Linked DNA regions of Homo sapiens: region 1 is linked to region 2. Evidence: chromatin loops called from intact Hi-C (ENCODE). Cell type or tissue: heart left ventricle. All regions are shown on one strand. Links, peaks and the distances in the headings refer to the core of each region. The heading gives the core; the rest is flanking DNA.

Region 1 (2,804 bases), core at 126-2,625, 420 kb after region 2:
TAAATAGGTACAGTTTTATCCATTAACTTGTTCCTTTTGCAAATTAAAAATCTTGGAAATCACACATACGGCCGGGCGCGGTGGCTCACGCCTGTAATCCCAGCACTTTGGGAGGCTGAGGTGGGCAGATCACGAGGTCGGGAGATCCAGACCATCTTGGCTAACACAGTGAAACCCCATCTCTACTAAAAATACAAAAATCAGCCGGGTGTGGTGTCATGCAGCTGTAGTCCCAGCTACTCGGGAGGCTGAGGCAGGAGAATCGCTTGAACCTCAGGGAGGTGAAGGTTGCAGTGAGCTGAGATGGCGCCACTGCACACCAGCCTGGCGACACAGCAAGACTCTGTCTCAAAAAAAAAAAAAAAAAAAAAAAAAAAACACATACATGGTTAAACATTTTTCCCAAAAAAGTACAAAACAGCACATATGATGAAAAGTGAGTTTCTCATCCTTCCCAGCCTCCCTCAATCCCACTGCCATCAAGTTTCTTATGGAACCTTGTGGAAATTTTCATGCACATACATAATACAGATGTACATTCATAGATCTTCTTTTTCTACCCAGAAGACAACATATTATACAGAATCTCTTCTGTTTTCTCCACTTAATTTGTCTTAGAGATCATTTCATAATCACATATATGTATAAACCTCACATTTTTTACATTGCATTCCTCTTTTACTAGTAAGGAAATTGAGACTTAGAAGAAGTCAGCAAATTGCTCATCATTAACCACCTAGTAATTGGTAGAGCCTGAATGGGAAATCCAGGTTGGTATTAACTCCAAGCCTGCGTTCCTCACCACATAAAGCCTGTGGACAGAATACTACTACCCCCCGCCACCACAAAGAGTAGTAATAATAATAAAAGGACTTAACGCTGCACACACCCCACTAGGCAGGAGACTATAATACCTTTTAGGCAACAGTACAAAGAGGATCCCTCCCTAAATGTGAGGAAGAGATAAGTTGAAAGTGCAAGAGTTAATTTTAGAAGGAAGAACCTTTCGCCGAAGTACCTGAACGAAGTTTCTTGAGTTGAGGGGCTTAGGTTGAGAGGGAACCAAGAATCTGAAAAACCACTAGAGGGCAGCATCAGCATTCCCAAAGTCAGCTGGGTCCATTCATTAAATCCTGTTTCTCAAAGCATGAAGCACTATCTTGCTGACTTTGGTACTGGATAGATCCTGAGACCTTATCCAGTGTCAAAGCAGTATAAGTAGTCAGCCAAATGGTTTGCAGTGTCATTTTGAATTGTGCTCTGTTTGAACTGTGCCTGACCACCGGGGTGGGCTGACCGCTCTGCTTCCCTCCTGCCAGGTGGCTGCCTCTGGAGAGGGCTCTGCCATCAGTGGCTATCTCAGCCGGTGTAAGAGGGGCAAGCGGCACTGGAAGAAGCTCTGGTTTGTCATCAAAGGCAAAGTTCTCTACACCTACATGGCCAGTGAGGTAGTAGTGATCTGCACTCTCTCCCCTCTCCTCTCTCCTGTGAAATGACCCCCTGGGGCCTGCACACATCCTGTCACTTGCAAAGCTGTGTGAGTCCTGGCTGCTGAGCCAGTTCTGGTGGCAGTCAAGTCTTTAGTGAGCAATGCCATGTGCTCAATGTTGCTGTGGCTACACAACCACATATCACTTCAAAATCTAAGGAATTTGCAGTTTCTTTGTGGATATAAGAAGGTACGGACATGCCAAGCTGTGCCGCAAAGTGTTTAAATGGCACAGGCCCAGCATCTAGGACAAAGATGGAACAAGCCAGCCATGCCACAAAAGAAAACACCTTCCTACTGTCTGCTTAGATTGCTTGGGGCAAAATTCAGCAGTGTGGAGGAAGCTACTCCCTTTTTGTCTGTCCATTTCTTTTATAGGGTAACTCTAGTAATTCTTCTAAAGAAAACTGAAATCTATATTTTATAGAATATCTTACTTTAGGTGAGAGAGCCTTGGAAATCAAGCTTACTTCCAGAGTAGACAGATGTGTGGCCATGGTTGTGTAGCAGGGTGCTGTCTGGCCCTGACCCAGGCTGAACCTGTTGGATAATGTGAAACATTTCTATCTCCATGCTTCACCAGCTGGTGGCTTCTAGGTGGTCAGGCATAGTTTCAGCTTTGAAAATGGGAGTTAAATGTATTCTGACGAGCTGCAGAGGGTGGGTGCTTTGCTCCACTGGGATATGCATGTCAGGGCTGGCTCTTCTCCCCTGGCCACAGATGCTAGCAAATGTGCAAAAGGCACTTCCTTCTTTGGGGCATGAAGCTTCCCTCTGGAAGGACCTGCAACTGTGAAGGTTGCCGTGTGCCCATTCCCAGGGATCACAGAGGATGGCTTTCTAGAAGAAATTGCTTTGGAGCCATACTTAAACACTTAGCAAGGCCCCACATCTGTTTACTCTAAGCAAAGCAGGCAGACAGGGGATCTGCCATAGGCCTGAGCGGCTTGGGTACCCGGTAAGCTGCACCCCACCCTGAGGGGCCTTTGCCTGTGTCCACAGGTGGGGTCTTCCACACTGTGGGGGATTTTTATCTTTCCAAAACAAACTGAACAGTTGTCATGGAAGTGACAGCATAAGCTTATTTTAAAAGGTGGATTTAGGGGCCTGGCATGGTGGTTCACGCCTGTAATCCCAGGACTTTGGGAGGCTGAGGATCTCTTGAGGCCAGGAGTTCGAGACCAGCCGGAGCAACATAGTGAAACCCTATCTCAACGAAAAATAAAATGAATGAATGAATGAATGAATGAATGATGGACTTAAGTATGACTCCAAAACAGTTTCTTCTAGAAAGAGGAATTTACATAATTTCTCA
Region 2 (2,804 bases), core at 247-2,746:
GGCTAACGTTGTTGATGGCCAGAATGCGGTCCCCCACGTGGATGGCACCAGTCCTGAGGAGTGGATGCAGGGCAGAGAATGGGAGTTAGACACTCAGGGCCTCAGAGTGGCAGTCTGCCCTCAGGGAATCCAGGAGAGCCACAAAGCAGAAGTCTGGCTGACCCCAGTTAAACCCAGCTGCCAAAAACAAAACAAAAGCACGCAAGTATGATCTTGGATCACATTAATAGAGACATAAAGTCTAGAACCTGGGAGGGGATTGTCCCACCTGACTGCAAAATTAGGTTCTGGAACCAGTGTCCAACACAGGTTTTGAGAATCCCACATACTAGCTGCCAAATACTTGCTATGTGATCTTGGGCCAGTTTCTTAAACCCTTGAGTTTCAGTTTCTTCATCTGTAAAATGGGGGTGATAATACTAATTTAATTATCAAATCATAACTGAGGCGTGAATGAACGGAATGGATTCCTACTTCCCTCCAGCAGACACCCTTGGTAGCCATTGCCCCTTCCTGGGCCTCAGTTTTCCCACCTGGAGAATGGGCATAATCACCAGCGCCCAGCAGACCTCACAGTAGGGCGTGAAGGGCTGGTGATGCCAGGCGGCAGCACTGCTGTGGCCCAGTGGTTTTCTACCTGGACACCCATTACAATGACCTGAGGAGCTTTTTGAAAATGCAGGTGCCTGGGCCCCACATCTGACCAATTAAATAGTACCTGTGGGGATGGGGCAGGAAGGTGATTCTGAGGAGCAGCCAGGGCTGAGCAGGGGAGAAGCTGTAGCAGGTGCTTAGAGTGACCTGAGCCAGGTGGAGGAAAAGGAGGCAGAGGACTAGGGTCAGGGGTCTTTAACCTCTGGGGCTGTAGATGTCACCCCATATGGGAGCTCCTGGAGAGTCATGCTTGGGCATTGCCCTGCACTTCCCCAGGGATGAGGATAGTGAGCGAGTCAGGGAATGGTGGGCTCCGGGAGGGGACCAGAGCTGTAGTGTCCAATATGGCAGCCACCAGCCACAGGTGGCTGCTGAGCCCCTCAAATGTGACTGCCCAAATTGAGATGTGCTAAAAGCAGAAAACTCACACCAGATACGGAAGGTGTAACATGAAAAAGAATATAAGACATGTTCTTAATGGTTTTTATTTGATTACATGTTGAACTAAATATATATTTAAGATGAATTTCATCTTTTTGCTTTGCAGATGTGGCTACTAGAAAGTGTCTGATTAAATTTGTGGCTCAAATTATATTTCAGTTGGACAGCACTGAGCTACATCAGCCCGGCGAAGGCAGGAGGGTTGTCTGTACAGCCCCAGCAACCAGGACAGAGGGGCCAGGCACACAGCAGGTGCCCAGTACATGCTCGAATTGATGAAGACATTGGGGTCAGAAGGGTTCCACACCGACCTCTGCAGTCTGCCAGGTGTCCAGCAGGGGGCGCTCCAGGAGCAGGGTCCACGTCCCGGAATCCCTCCCATCCTCTCCCCACCCGCCCAGCCACCGCCCCTCCTGCGCGGTGCCCTCCTCCGGGACGCGTCCTGCCCCTGCAGCCCCCACCAGGCTCTCCTTTTACCGCCCGCTCGTTGCTGTGCTGGGAGCTCACCGCTTCCTTGCCTGCCGGATTCATCCCTGCCCAGCTCGGGGGAGAAGGCTCGGTCTCACCCACACTGGGGGTCGGGTTCCATCTCTGACCTCCACCTCACCCTGGGACAGGGCTCCATTCTTACAGCTCCCTCAGCTGCCACAGTTTCAGAGTCTAGGGGCAGCAGGGACAGTCCCCCAATGCCTCAGGAAAGCCCTAGGCAGTGCTGGGACCAGGGTACTGGGGCACTGCCCCATCCTATTCCGCACACAGCAGGCGCTCCAAATAGCCTTGCAGGGCTGACCTTCCAGACACAGGTAGGAGCAGGAAGATGCACACACCTTGGCCCAGTGCTTACCTGGAGCCAGGAGGTCTGCTGGGGTGTGGGCCTCTGCCCTGGCAGGCAGGGGCTGACACTCATTTTACAAATGCAGACCTGAGTCTCAGAGAGGGGAAGTGACTGGCCCAATGTCACCCACAGTGTCAATGTTGGAACAGAGGTCAGAATCTTGCTTGGCTTTGCCATAGCCCCAGCTCTTGCTTCCTGTGTTCCCTGAGCCCACCATGCGTCCCCACAGAGCCCCAGTTCACCTCTCAGCCAGGCCACGCTTGGTGAGGCCTGAGATGACAATGGGGTCAAAAGGTTCCTCCGTGCCCGAAATGGTGATGCCCAGGGGACCCCCGTAGCGCTTCAGCTCCACTGTGTAACTGACGGCACCTGTGGTCTCCAGCTCATCTGCAAGCACGGGGACCCATGAGGAGGAGGCCCCCGAGGGGGTACCCAGCTTCCTAAAGCCTTGGCCTCACTCACTCACTCATACTTATTTATTAATTCATTCACCCAGTCACTCACGCTCTGATTTCATGTAGCACAACCTGGGGACCCTGAGGCCATCTTCTGCCCAAATACCAGTAAAGAAAAGAAACATCACACCTCACCCACAATAATGACAACATTGATGACAAGAAACAGTGGCCTCTTTTCCTCCAGCAGCCAGCAGGAAGCAAAGGGAACCCCGATCATCCGTTGTTTTTTTTTTTTTTTTTTTTTTGAGACAGAGTCTTGCTCTGCTGCCCAGGCTGGAGTGCAATGGCACGATCTCAGTTCACTGCCATACCTCTGCTTCCAGGGTTCAAGTGATCCTCCCACCTCAGCCTCCCAAGTATCTGGGACTACAGGCATGCACCACCAGACCCAGCTAATTTTTGTATTTTTTGTAGAG

What was found. Hi-C counts contacts between places; a loop is a spot of excess contacts. Peaks named below come from ENCODE experiments on the same cell type or tissue, not always from the same donor. Only the 100,000 strongest peaks of a DNase experiment are listed, where the experiment ranks them.
Region 1: a loop joins it to region 2, with 3 times the contacts of the local background. A loop is called at or near these places in 49 of 110 quality-filtered maps.

The regions. Positions count from the first base shown.
Region 1 is chr3:14,924,751-14,927,554 of GRCh38, forward strand. FGD5 (FYVE, RhoGEF and PH domain containing 5) reads left to right here. Exons shown (of 20, transcript NM_152536.4): 18 at 1,320-1,448. Among named protein-coding and RNA genes, the nearest start is that of NR2C2, 21 kb to the right of the region's middle. RefSeq lists a silencer at 892-1,186. In heart left ventricle, for the core only: a CTCF peak has its summit at 1,082 (motif pointing right); no DNase peak of the experiment used is centred there.
Region 2 is chr3:14,507,648-14,510,451 of GRCh38, forward strand. GRIP2 (glutamate receptor interacting protein 2) reads right to left here. Exons shown (of 24, transcript NM_001080423.4): 17 at 2,173-2,317; 18 at 1-53. Among named protein-coding and RNA genes, the nearest start is that of GRIP2, 31 kb to the right of the region's middle. RefSeq lists an enhancer at 1,314-1,608 and a silencer at 1,474-1,523. In heart left ventricle, for the core only: a CTCF peak has its summit at 1,425 (motif pointing right); a DNase peak (open chromatin) is centred at 1,454.